Regions from separate parts of the Homo sapiens genome. Here region 1 is linked to region 2. Evidence: read pairs that join two places in POLR2A ChIA-PET (ENCODE). Cell type or tissue: Caco-2. All regions are shown on one strand. Links, peaks and the distances in the headings refer to the core of each region. The heading gives the core; the rest is flanking DNA.

What was found. Peaks named below come from ENCODE experiments on the same cell type or tissue, not always from the same donor. Only the 100,000 strongest peaks of a DNase experiment are listed, where the experiment ranks them.
Region 1: POLR2A ChIA-PET joins it to region 2 with 5 read pairs; 3 of 35 experiments call an interaction of 5 or more read pairs at or near these places.

The regions. Positions count from the first base shown.
Region 1 is chr6:149,737,339-149,743,436 of GRCh38, forward strand. It overlaps NUP43 (nucleoporin 43), which reads right to left. Exons shown (of 8, transcript NM_198887.3): 4 at 5,052-5,232; 5 at 1,305-1,440. Among named protein-coding and RNA genes, the nearest start is that of NUP43, 6.1 kb to the right of the region's middle. In Caco-2, for the core only: no CTCF peak of the experiment used is centred there; no DNase peak of the experiment used is centred there.
Region 2 is chr6:149,039,337-149,047,610 of GRCh38, forward strand. All of the region lies in intron 7 of UST (uronyl 2-sulfotransferase), which reads left to right. Among named protein-coding and RNA genes, the nearest start is that of UST-AS2, 11 kb to the left of the region's middle. RefSeq lists an enhancer at 4,334-4,413. In Caco-2, for the core only: no CTCF peak of the experiment used is centred there; a DNase peak (open chromatin) is centred at 4,305.

The sequences.
Region 1 (6,098 bases), core at 265-2,764, 700 kb after region 2:
GCAATGGCCTATCTACAGCTTGCTGCAAGCTGGGCTCAAAAGAGCCTTTTGCCTCAGCCTCCCAAGTAGCTAGGACTACAGGCACATGCTACCGTGCCAGGCTATTTTAAGAAATTTTGGTAGAGATGGGGTCTCACTGTGTTGCCCTAGCTGGTCTCAAACTTCTCACCGCAGATAATCCTTCCAAAATGTTGGGATTACAGGCATGAGTCACCATGCTCAGCCAAGAAACATGTTTTATATGGTAACTAAGTGTCAACTTAGTGGCTGGAGCTACTGGCTGAATCTTTTTTTTATTTGAGACAGAGTTTTGTTCTTGTTGCCCAGGCTGGAGTGCAATGGCACGATCTTAGCTCACTGCAAACTCTGCCTCCCAGGTTCAAGTGATTCTCCTGCAAACTCTGCCTCCCAGGTTCAAGTGATTCTCCTGCAAACTCTGGCTCCCAGGTTCAAGTGATTCTCCTGCCTCAGCCTCCTGAGTAGCGGGGTCTATAGGCACGTGCCACCATGCCTGGCTAGTTTTTGTATTTTTAGTAGAGACGGGGTTTCACTGTGTTGGCCAGGCTGGTATTGAACTCCTGACCTCAAGTGATCTGCCTGCCTCGGCCTCCCAAAGTGCTGGGATTACAAGCATGAGCAACCACGCCCAGCCTGGCTGAATCTTAATGATACCAAAAAAAATGAACTAAATTAGATATATTTCTAAATAGTACAATTTTGAAATAATTCAAGGCCACAATTATTCATTTTCACTTCAATTTGGAGACATGGAATGAAAGACAATCCGATGGTAAGATGTACAAATCACATTTCCACTTGTTAAATTATTTAAAAACTCATACATCAATTATATACTAAATATTATTTATCATCTTATTTAATGCTTAGTTTATGTAACTATTTTTTCAGTGTGACACATTCTATTTTCTTACGAGAGAACGTTGTACACCTACAAAGGGGGATTTCTGCTCAGAAAAAATATTTGGAATTATATTTTTCCCCCAATCATTACATCTGGAGTATATTTTATCCATTAAACAATCATTGAAAGAGCAGAAATAAGTTCTCCATGAAATAATACAAACTTCAAAGAGTAAAGGCTCTGAATCACTATAACAAATAATTACTAAATGAAGCATAGTAGTACCAACCCCGTCAAGTTATGCTTGCTCTACCAAATTTTAATCAGGGATCTCCCTCTTAAAATGCAATTAAAATTCAATATGGCTTAAAGCCAGTAGCTATAAACAACCTAACACATTAATTTGTGGATTACATTACTGAAATTACAAATCAACACTTACAGTGACAATATCTGAGAAGGCTCATTTCCTTGTTGTCTGAAATCCCATATTTTCAACTGTCCAATTGAATTTACAGTAAGAATCTCAGGAGTTCGAAGAAAGGTTACAGCATGGAGTGTACTACTATCTGCATTGTCTAAAAATTTAAAAAATGGTAGTATGTGTTAATGAGTCCCCTTTTTTTCCCAAGAAAATCTTAAATCACACTCCTTTCATGGATTGATATATTACAATTTCCAGTAACTTATAATTTAAATTTCTATAGAAAAATGCATGGTTAATGTATATGTTTAAATGGATTCTCTTTGGATGGGAAAAACATTTACTCACAGGACATCTGAACTGTTTTCTGTTTCTTTTTTTTTTTTTTGCTCGTTGCCCAGGCTGGACTGCAATGGCGCGATCTCGGCTCACCGCAATCTCCACCTCTCGGATTCAAGCTATTCTCCTGCCTCAGCCTCCCAAATAGCTGGGATTAGAAATGTGCCACCACACCCAGCTAATTTTGTATGTTTAGTAGAGACTGGGTTTCTCCATGTTGGTCAGGCTGGTCTCGAACTCCCGACCTCAGGTGATCCACCAGCCTCGGCCTCCCAAAATGCTGGGATTACAGGCTTGAGCCACCACGCCTGGCCTACTGTTTTCTTTTTCTTTTTGTTTTTTGAGATGGATCTCGCTCTGTCACCCAGGCTAGAGGGCAGTGGCGTACTCTGGGCTCACTACAACCTCCGCCTCCCAGGTTCAAGCGATTCTCTTGCCTCGGCCTCTCTAGTACCTGGGATTACAGGTACATGCCACCATGCCTGGCTAATTTTTGTATTTTTAGTAGAGACGGAGTTTCACCATGTTGGCCAGGCTGGTCTCGAACTCCTGAGCTCAGGTGATCCGCCTCACTCAGCCTCCCAAAGTGCTAGAATTACAGGCATGACCCACCAGGCCCAGCCTTGAACTGTTTTCTAAATGGAAGGCTGAGTTTTCATACATTTCTTTTTAACTCTTAAGATTGTTACCCTGCATTTCTGAGAGAGTTGTTCAAGCTCCTCTAAACCCAATCTTACTTCCCACTAGTCCCTGACCTAGAACTTCCATTCTATTGAGCCAAACTCCAGTGCTTCCTACAGAGCTCATTCTAACCTTGTATTATTCTGCAGACTCATCCCAAATCTACTCATTTTCACCCTCATCAACTCTCGCCCTCTCCATGAAGTCACTCCTTATTGTCATAATGGTCCTTTTTGTTGATTTCCTAGTGTTTAGAACTTATGCCTCATAATTTAACATATACTTTATGGACTTTAGTTTGTGCCACTCCTCTACACTGCCACCAGGCAATGGTCATTAATTAACAAATAAGTAATGTCGCCCAGTGCAGTGGGTCATGTCTGTAATCTCAGCACTTCGGGAGGCCGAGGTGGGCAGACCACTTGAGCCCAGGAGTTTGACACCAGCCTGGGCAACATGGTGAAACCTCGTTTCTACAAAAATTAGCTGGGCATGGTGGTGTGCATCTGTAGTCCCACATCCCTGGAAGGCTGAGGTGGGAGGATCGCTTGAACCTGGGAGGCAGAGGTTGCAATGAGCTGGGATCATGCCACTGCACTCCAGCCTGGGTGACAGAGCAAGACCCTGTCTCAAAAAAAAAAAAAAAAAAAAAAAAAGTAATGCAACTTAACTCAGAAATGAAAATCATAATAAACAACACAAAAGGCCAGGTACAGTGGCTCACGCCTGTAATCCCAGCACTTTGGGAGGCCGAGGCAGGCGAATGACAAAGTCAAGAAATCAAGACCATCCTGGCCAACATGTTGAAAGCCTGTCTCTACTAAAAATACAAAAATTAGGTGGGTGTGGTGGCGTGCGCCTGTAGTCCCAGCTCCTCGGGAGGCTGAGGCTGGAGAATCGCGTGAACCCAGGAGGTGGAGGTTGCAGTGAGCTGAGGTCGTGCCATTGCACTCCAGCCTGGTGACAGAGCGTGACTCCATCTAAACAAACAAACAAACAAAACACACACATACAAAATGGATTCATGGGCTCAATTCCTAGAGATTCTGATTTAAAAGGTCTAGAGTGGTCGACAGTTAAAAAATTTCCTCAGAGAAGTCTGGCTGAAGCATAGTTCAGAACCAATACACTTAGTTTTCCACCTAAAAGATGTAACTTCTGTGATTTTGCATTACAGACTCTTTGCAATCTGGCCCCAGCTTACTTCTCTCTTGCTTCATCTTTCATCTCTCCTAAATAAATATCTAAAGTCGGGTCAAACTATACTTTTTGTCATTCTCTGAATGTCTTTATCCTGCCTCTGGCCTATTCCCTTTGTCTAGCACGCCATCTTTTAGTATTACTTATGGTCTAGAACCTAGAAAAACTATTAATTACTACCTGCTTCCAGATGTTTTATCTGATAATGCCCTCTCACCAAAAAAAAAAAGGTTTCTGTTTCCTCTAGTCAGTCATTCATACTGGTCTCATCAACATACTGTCTTGACAAAGGGATCCTGCCTTGCGTTGTGTGTGCACATGTGTACATATATTTTATATTTTTTTGAGACAGAGTCTTGCTCTGTCACCCAGGCTGGAGTGCGGTGGCATGATCTCGGCTCACTGCAGCCTCTCAGTCTCTCAGGTTCAAGCGATTCTCATGCCTCAGCCTCCCAAGCAGCTGGGATTACAGGCCTGTGCCACCATGCCCAGCTAATTTTTGTATTTTTAGTAGAGATGGGGTTTTGCAATATTGGTCAGGCTGGTCTCAAACTCTTGGCCTCAAATGATCTGCTCGCCTTTGCCTCCTAAGGTGCTGGGATTATAGGCGTCAGCCACTGTACCCGGCCATATATTTTTACATCCCTCCATCACTTAACATTGTGTTTACTTTTTTTTTTTAGATGAAGTCTCTCTCTGTCACAAGGCTAGCGTGCAGTGGTGTAATCTTGGCTCACTGCAACCTCTGCCTCCCGGGTTTAAGTGATTCTCCTGCCTCAGCCTCCCGAGTAGCTGGGACTACAGATGCACACCACCTCACCCAGCTTATTTTTGTTATTTTCAGTAGAGACGGATTTTCACCACGTTGGCCAGGATGATCTTGATCGCTTGACCTTGTGATCCGCCTGCATCACCCTCCCAAAGTGCTGGGGTAACAGGCATGAGCCACCGTGCCTGGCAGTATTTACTTAGTATATGGTAAGTGCTCAATTACTCTGATGGATGAAAGGAGTACAATGATTTTTCTTTTTTTGAAACAGGGTCTCCCTCTGTCACCCAGGTGGGACTGCAGAGTGCCATCATAGCTCACCACAACCTCCACCTCTCAGGTTCAAGCGATTCTCCTGCCTCAGCCTCCTGAGTAGCTGGGATTACAGGCATGCGCCACCACGCCTGGCTAACTTTTCTTTTTTTTTTTTTAAACAGAGTTTCACTTTTGTTGCCCTGGCTGGAGTGCAATGGTGCGATCTCTGCTCACTGCAACCTCCGCCTCCCAGGTTCAAGCGATTCTCCTGCCTCAGCCTCCCAAGTAGCTGGGATTACAGGCATGTGCCACCATGCCCAGCAAATTCTGTAGTTTTAGTAGAGACGGTGTTTCTCCATGTTGGTCAGGCTGGTCTCGGACTCCCGACCTCAGGTGATCCACCTGCCTCGGCCTCCCAAAGTGCTGCAATTGCCGGGGTGAGCCACCACACCCAGCCTAACTTTTGTATTTTTAGAAGAGACTAGGTTTCGCCATGTTGGCCAGGCTGGGATTTTTCTTACCTATGGTTCTTACAGCTTCCTTGTGATCAGCTCTGAAGAGATTTATTCGACCATCCTCTCCAACTGTAACGATTTCTGGGTTGTTGCACACAACACCTGTACATGGTGCACTGCTATAGGAAGGACTGCCAGGGCCTGTGTGGTAGTGAGCTGTAGTCCACTGCTGGTTGACTGACAGAGTCTAGGCATCAGAAATGAGGATACTATTAAAGCAAAGTACTAAGGAATTAGCACTTCTTCCCAACAAGAGTATCTTTAAATTCTGACTCACACCCTTCTACAAGAATAAATCTCTCCTTTTTCCTTTAGAATAATGAAATCTAGAAACTACTGCCATCAAAGTTCTATATACACTGAATTAGATACAAAAGGAATATTGTTTAATAATGCCCCACATTTATCTCAAACTACAGTAATGACTTTTAGGGATCAAGCAGTTGGATGTTCAAAGGCAACTCTTTGTATTCTTATGGGAATTAACCTACATCTAAAATATACATATCTGGCCCACGGCTGTCGCTCATGCCTGTAATCCTAGCACTTTGGGAGGCCAAGGCAGGCAGATCATCTGAGATCAGGGGTTCGAGACCAGCCTGGCCAATATGGCAAAATCCCGTCTCTACTAAAAATACAAAAATTTGCTAGGTGTGGTGGCACGCGCCTGTAATCCCAGCTACTTGAAAGGCTGAGGTGTGAGAATTGCTTGAACCAGAGAGATGCAGGTTGCAGTGAGCAGAGATCGCACCACTGCACTCCAGCCTGGGTGACAGAGAGAGACTCTGTCTCAAAAAAAAAAATAAATAAATAAAATAAAATAAAATAAATAAAATATTAATCTCTATAGCTTTTTCTAAATGACTCAAAAAAACCCTTAACATGAACTGGGACTTATATTAACTAGGCATGTCTATTAGAAAAGGTTACCTTTGGCTGGGCGCGGTGGCTCACACCTGTAATCCCAGCACTTTGGGAGGCCGAAGAGGGCTGATCACCTGAGGTCAGGTGAGATCAGCCTGACCAACATGGAGAAACCCCGTCTCTACTAAA
Region 2 (8,274 bases), core at 2,927-5,426:
CTGCCTCAGCCTCCTGAGTAGCTGGGTTTACAGGCATGCACCACCACGCCCAGCTAATTTTGTGTTTTTAGGAGAGACGGGGTTTCTCCATGTTGGTCAGGCTGGTCTCAAACTCCCGACCTTAGGTGATCCACCCGCCTCAGCCTCCCAAAGTGCTGGGATTATACATGTGTATTTCTAATAGTCACAGCGGCACGGCAAGTTAGATATTAGCATTGCTATTCTACAAAGGACAAAACACAGCCAGACAGTCTAAGGACCATACTCAGGGTCTCATAGCTGGTGCAAGGCAGAGTCTGTCTGGCTCCAAACCCTGTGGGCTTCCCACCACGCTTTGTAGCTTTTTCTATTTTTGTGATCAAACAAAAAAAAGGACGACAGTGAGAAGGGCCACAACTGAGCAGCGAGGAAACTGTCGCTGTGGCCCCTTAAGGGAGGGCTTGCTTGTGCTCTGTCCTCTGTCATTTGCACGAAGTGGAGGAGTCCTCTTTTTTTTGGCAGTTAACTCTACAGGGGCTTCTTGAAGACAGGGGCCATGACCCGTCACTTCCATCAAAAGTCGTGACTGGCTCTCCTTCTCCCATCCTTCTCTCCTTTCTGACCTCCTGCCTGGCAGAGTTTTCAGAACAGCATGTAAAGCATGGTTACTCACCGAGCGTGTCTGGGACAAATACCTGGACATGCCTACCTGGGTCACTGGGTGGCCTGTTCCTCCACCACCCCCAGATCTGAAGGCTGGTTAGGCATAAAGATAAAAATTGCCACTGTTCTCTTTTTCATACAGTCCTGAGCTCTTCCAACTCAAACAACTCAAACCTTGGCGGTAACAAAGTTAAGTATTTAATAGCTTTTTAAATAAAGTACTGAAACTAGTTTGATTCCATTTGTATATCACAGTGTCACCCTAGCATTTTAATTTTCACTTGTCTCATTCTTTCTTTCTAGTATTTTGATCTGATTTTTACCTGTATTATTTGTATTTTTTCCTGCAAAATGCCTGTAGATACTAGCAGGTAAGCATTGTAAAAATAAAATTGTAGGCCGGGCGCAGTGACTCACCCCTGTAATCTCAACAGTTTGGGAGGCCGGGCGGGCGGATCACGAGGGCAGGAGTTCAAGACCAGCCTGGCCAACATGGTAAAACACCGTCTCTACTAAAAATACAAAAATGAGCCAGGCATGGTGGTGCATGCCTGTAATCCCAGCTACTCGGGAGGCTGAGGCAGGATTATCACTTGAACCCAGGAGGCGGAGGTTGCAGTGAGTCGAGACCATGCCATTGTACTCCAGCCTGGGCAACAAAAGTGAAACTCCTTCTCAATTAATTAGTTAATTAATTAAAATAAAATTGTATTTTGTATGTAGTCAGTCAGTGAAAGACCTGCGATTCAGTGCATTCTCCAGCATGTGGTCCCCCTAAGCACAGGTGCCAACAAACTGAACTCCACGGCGTGGCTTTGTAAGGGCTCAGAAACATCCAGGTAAAGACTCCCAAGGCCTCTCCTTACTGGTTTCTGTTTCCATGATCTGAATGCATTTTCTCAGCCATCTTACTAAGTTGTCATAGTAGAGACAGGCACTCTTTGCCCCAGTGAATGGATTGCGTGACATCCTCCTCCTTGCTGTGAGATACAGCCTGTGCATCCCCGTAAGACCCTGGGTGGACCTCTGTTATACAGAAACATTGCCCTTTTAAATAAAACCTAAAGAAAGTCCATGTTTCCCAGGTCGGCCTTGAAAAAGAAATTTCCTGAGGGAGAGGCAGCTGGGCCATTTATTTAACAAACACTAGTGATGGTGCACTTACTGTGGGCCAGACAGCATCATGAGGGCTTTATGGATATTGATGCATTTAATAGTCCTGATCTCTGTGCTGACTTCCTCCTTGCCTGGGACCTCTTGCTAGCCACTGCTGGCTGCCTGTGATCCACTCCAGGAGGAGTTGGAACCTGCTGGCTCACTAGTGGGCAAAGAACACCTCCTCTTGGACCTCCAGCCCAGCGAGCTATCGCTGCAACATCCTGCAGGAGAGCAGAGGGCAAAGGCATGAGATAGGAGCACAAATGCAGTGAGGCCAGTAAGTGTGACTGGCCTGTTGAGGTTCATAGCCAAGGAAGAGACCTGGAGCTGGGATGTTCTACCTTTTGTCCCCTTGTCCATGCCCCTTGCTCTTCTGGAGGGAACCCCTCTCCTCCAGGGTAGCCCCTGCACACCAGGCCTTCAGTTTAGTCATGGAGATCCTTTCCACAGTGACACAGAGTGTTGGTGACAATCTCTGGTCATGGTGAAATGCGCCGCTGTTCAGATGCCTCTTCATCGCTTGTTCTCTCCCACAACTGGAGACCATGACCAGAACAAAGAGAGTTTCTCTTCTGCATCCTGCTACTCCATCTTCCTGGACAGATTCCCCCGCTACATGCCTGCCTCCAGGCCTCCATTCCCACACCCTAGACCACCCTCTCCATGCTGACCACCCTTGGCACCAGAACCGTCCTCTCCTAAAACTCGACTGTCCTGTGGCCCACTCCCCGAGGACCCTAATAGATCATTCTAGAACAAAGATCTAGAATGATCTAGAATACAATATATTGACAGCTGACAATAACACAATTTGTCCTTCCCAGGGGAATTTCTAATAATGAGAATAGTGATCACAGAAATACTAGAACAGTACTTTCCACGTAGTGGGTGTACAGTAAAAATGTATTGAATTAATACTGAATGCATGTACTGTGATAAACATTTTATGTGGGCTACCTAATGTAATTATCAGAATAATCCAGTGACTTAGGCACTTTTATTATTCCCATTTTACAGATGAGGAAACTGAAGTTTGTATATGACGTCACTATTTTATGGGGAGGCTCCTTAGAAAAAAAAATCATTTTAGGCACTTTTTACTATACATGTACTGATAATTATTTTAAAGAGCTTTTTTTGTAGGAAGTATGTTCTTTTATTCATCTAAATTTGGTGCACTAAAAATACAGGTGATGTGATGTGAACTGTTGGCCATTTAAGCAGGTTCATTATCTCACATCTTTGGCCCTTCCTGCCATTCCTCTCATTAGCAGTGTGGGCAGAGGGTTAAATCTTGGCTGCCGTGGGATATGGTGAGAAACCCTATTTGTGGGTAGCTTGCCCTGGTCCACACTGCACCAGGACCTGGACCCAGGCATAGCACTGCGCCACCCTGCCACCCGTGGTCCAGCAGGGCCCTGAGGCAGGTCACTCCACTTCAAAGGAAGGAGTCATTCATGGTGGATGTCCAGGCGTGGCCTGTGCTACTAAGAGTGAGGGCTTTTTGCAAAAGAGCAGATTTTCAGTAGTACTTTTCCTCCTCCCCACAAACTATGCCGTTCCTACAACACTAAGTGTGGCCCACAGCAGAAGTTCTTAACCTGAAGTCCACCACATGGTTTTCAGGGAATTTTTATTTGATTTGATATATATTTTTTCCTAAATGTGAGATGGGGTCTCATTGTGTTGCCCAGGCTTGTCTCAAACTCCTGGACTCACGTGCTCCTCTTTCCTTGGTCTCCCAAAGTGCTAGGATTATAGACATGAGCCACCACACCTGGCCTTTCAGGGAATCTTTCAGCTGCTCCATCACCATCCTTTTCTTTCTTTCTTTCTTTCTTTCTTTCTTTCTTTCTTTCTTTCTTTCTTTCTTTCTTTCTTTCTTTTTCTTTCTTTCTTTCTTTCTTTCCTTCTTTCCTTCTTTCCTTCTTTCTTTCTTTCTTTCTTTTTCTTTCTCTTGTTTCTTTTCATTCTTTCTTTCTTTTTTCTGGAGACAGGGTCTCACTCTGTTACCCAGGCTAGAGTGTGGTGGCATGATCTCGGCTCACTGCAGCCTCAACCTCTTGGGACCAAATTCTGTCCTCCTGCCTCAGCCTCCCAAGTAGCTAGGACCACAGGTTTGTGCCGCCATACCCACTTATTTTGTTTATTTTTTATAGAGGTGAGGTCTCACTGTGCTGCCCAGGCTGATCTCAAACTCTTGGGTTCAAGCATTCCACCCACCTTGACCTCCCAAAGTGTTAGCATAACAGGTGTGAACCACGACACCTGGCTGCCATCCAGTTTATCAGAAAAAAATTTCATATTCCTGCTTTTTTTCTGGGAAGCAAAGAATTTTCAGATTTTCACAGGCATCCGCATCCCCTAGAACAGTGAGCATTCCAGTCTGTGTGGAAGGCCAGTGCTGTGGCCTCCTTTTCTGAGGGCTGGCCCTACCACGGGAGAGGAAGCACTCTGGTGGGAGCCTTGATGTGGACAGGCGTCATCTGACGGAGAGCCACCAGGAGGAGCCACTGGCTGCTGTCAGTCGGGAGAACTGGCCCGAGGCCCTGAGGCCGGCCATCTTGTTCAGAGCCAGGATGTGGCGCTGGCACTCCAAATGGTGACCAAGCCTTTTGTTTATGCGGGTTGACTTCTGGCTCTGCCATGCTTCTATATTTCCACATTATAACATAGGATATTGTTTGCCTAAGTATAATAGGGCATGTGCGTTGGTTCCTGGCATCAGCCATGGAAGATTAGCTTACTTTCACCAACTCAGAATCAGTCCCAGTGGCCATCACAAAAGACCACACAACTCCCAGAGTGTCTATAAGTAGATACAAAACCACATGTGTTATTAGTCTTGATCTTAGACCATATTATTATTAGCTTTGCTTTGGTTGAAAGTGGGCCCCATCATATTGTTAAAATAGAGTTTCACAGCCTTTAAGTGACTAGGGTACATCACTTTTAAGATGTTTTTCCAAAAGAAAATGTTAAATCCCAAATACATTTTTGGCTGAATAGTTGGTTTTAATGGTTCAGAGTCAAAAACTGTAACTTAATTCCTAGTAAAACTTGAATCAATTTCATGAGGGTTTTGCTAAACATTTCCCTCTGTTCAGCCTGAGACTTCTACCAGTTCTTAAATCTCAAGCAATATTAGCATATTCTTTTAAAATGTCAATGTTTTTTCATTTCAAAAAAAAACTCTTGTCAGTGTCTGACTTCTGTTGACATACAGTAGCTTATTTGTGGCCTCCATTATGGTATTGTGGTTAAAGTCTCCCATTTCCCCTCACTCTCTTTTTCCCTAGTATCAGTGAGGAAACACAATGTCAAATGACAGTCTGAACAACTGGATCTGTACTGCTGGCTTCAACCTCAAATGTAGTTCGCTGCCTTTCTACATTTTGCTTTTGAGGGGGATGACGGTCGGTGGGAATGTTATTCAGATATCAGCATCCGTAGGCTGAACTTAATATGAAGTGTGAGTGGTGCCCGCTCTGCCTCATTCGGCCATGGGGTTTATTGGGGAAATGGCGTCTGCTGCATGCCTGTGGCTCCAGCTTAATACCACCAGAGACAAGAATGCTGGGCGCAGCTGAAAGGCAGTAACCCATCTGGAGAGCTCCTAAAAAGGATCCAAGTTTGCTTAATAATGTGCTCAGTAGTCTAATGTTTTGGGCACAAATAGCAAAAAGCTCTTCCAATAACACGTGCTTTGGATATCAGATTAATCTGGGGCAGGAAACACTTGCAAAGTGGAATCCACCCAAGAGAAAAAGGCCAATATGCCAGCATCAAAGGCTTAGTGTTTTGTTTTGCTTTACAAAGTGAGCACATAGTGAGCACACATTGCTGAAACAATCAATGTCTCAACTGTATGCCAAATTCTGTAAGTTGATAAGTACCATTTTTTTTATTAGGGGTGTAACTAATAGAGCACTGCTTTTATAATCTAGTCCTACTTTCAGATTCAGAGAGATTTAGGCATTCTGAAGTTAAGTCCCAGGGCAGGGTCTTTACTCAAAGTGTGGATGTGTGGACAGGCTTTCTGGCTATAAGCAGTAGCATTAGCTATTTGGGGCTCAGAAACCCGTGCATTTGAAATTTGTCATTTTTTGTGAAACTGGGTTTTTATTTTGAGAGTTGCTCCTGTGTTCCTTATTTTTCCATGAGTTCACCTTCATGGTATACTAAACTTCATTTTTACTTAAGATGCAATGCTACATAGAAATAAGGAAAAGGGATTTATTTGGTCCACAAACTCAATTTATTGTATTAGGTTGGTGCAAAAGTAATTGTGGTTTTTGTCATGAAAAGTAAGGGCAAACATATTTTTGAGCCCAGATGATGTGCCCAACCCTGCTAGTCACACAAAGAACAGAGAGGACATGGATGGCGCTCACCAGGAAGTGTGTGTGGGTACCCTGCGGATCTCTAGGCACAGGCTTAGTAACAATTCTCTTGTCCACCACAGGGAGGTGACTGGAAGGTGCCAGGAAGCCCCAAATGATTCTAGTTCACTATTGCCCTCTCATATACAGAACATCTCTCTCCTGCAGTTGAAAGACTGAGCTTAAAGCCAGCAAAAATCTCTGAGAAGGAGAGGTGGGGTTTTAAGAGCAAGGCAACCCCCTTCTAGTTCTCCATTTTCTTTAATCATCTATGTAGGATTTTGTGTTTTATTTATTTAAAGGGATGCAGATTACTCCACAGTGCCACAATTTTGCCAGTCACCCAAGTCTGGAAGCTTGAAGTCCTTTCAATTATACCTTAAAAAAAGCCATCTCCCAGAATATCTGCTTAGAAATGTTCTAGATATTTTCCCAGCTCACCATAGAGCTGGGAAACCATCACAGAAGCCAGATTGCTGAATGCCAGGCATGTGACTGTCAACAACTATTGTTTTCTGGAGGCCACAGTCAAGAAGTATTCAATAGAAAATTGGAAAGAGATTTTCCCTTCAAATCCATACACAGCTTTAATGCACTTAGAACATACCTGTGCCTGGAGTATATCGTGCATCCCTGTTTATGGAGCCTAGAGTCTTATTTGGTGAACAAAATGTAAGCAAGAATGGCTTCAGTCCTATCCTGGAAGTTTAACAAAAGCAAGCTCAGAGGCTTCTTTCTGTTGGGAATATGCAGGTCACACACAATTAGTGTTATAAGTTGGTCCCAAAACCAGTCTACTGGCCAGGGGTAGGGCCACCACTGCCTGTTAGCAGGCCAAGGAGTTGGCTGATCTTTGGGTTCCTGTTTCACTTCAGCTTGTTCTGGATCATCTGCTAGGAAGCTAAAAGCTGCTCTTTAACAAGAAGGCATCTTCTATCTGTGAAGTTTTCTTCTCCTTTCCTGAGATGTGAAAATGGTATAGTACATAGGTCAATCATGGTCTTTGCAGTCAGTAGACATGGGTTTGAATCCCAGCTCTAATTCTTACCAGCTGTTTAACTGTCGGCAATCTCCTTAACCTCTCTGAATGTCTGTTTCTTCATCCGAAAGCAGAGAATGGTGACCTCACAAAGCTGTTTTGAGGATTAATGGAGATAATGTGCCCGTGCACCGATGTACAGTTTCCAAGGCACTTTTCTAATCATCTCATTTGATTCTTCCGTTTCCGTCTGCAATAGGGCAGGGTTTTCAAGTGCTCAACTTAGTCAAGTTTTTGAGTTTGAAAGGAGAGACCAACACAATTGTTCCAAAGTCTCTCATGATGCAGATTCCAGCATTCCCTGGTGTGATCCCTTGTGAAGTGTGGCATGAGGACTCTACTGGCTTCAGCTTTTCTGGTGGCAGTAGAATTGCCCATCTAGTGCCTACTGATCTGAGTGGACTTGACTTCTTGGCCGTGTCTCTGTTTGGAGTTAAAGAGGAACGATTTTCCTTGTGCATTATTTTGAAAATCACCTTTGAAGTCACTAGTTAGAGTTGTTTTCAAATGCAAATGTCGAGGTCACATGAAGTTGAGTGACCACATCCTGTGGCACATTCCCACTTGCTCTTCTAGTTTATTTTTAATACAGACCAAGAGTAAAAATATATACACACCCCATTTCAGATGCAAATTGAAGCCAGACTTTGTTTCTACATATCTGTGAAATGGAGTAAGCTAACTAATGGGAAAAAAGATTATGCCTAATACTTAGACATAGTTTGCTAGTAGTTGCTAATGTCAAAATAACATTGAGTTTTTAGGAAAAATTAAGGAATGTGTACAGAATGATGCTGCAATTATAGTCTTTATGTCTTTAATGAAATAGATTTAGGATTTCATTAGAAATCCAATAGAAGTAGGATTTTCCACACTAAGGCTCATTAGTCAGAGTCAAGGAAACACATTTTCATAATCATTTATGGAGCATTTCAAAATTTAAAAGTCCTTTTGGCTCTCTGAAATCTAATCTTATGTGTTCTCCCACCCCTTGGCCATTTTGGGATACTTAAATGAGGTCAGAGTTTTTCATTAACAGTTCAAGCCCTTGTG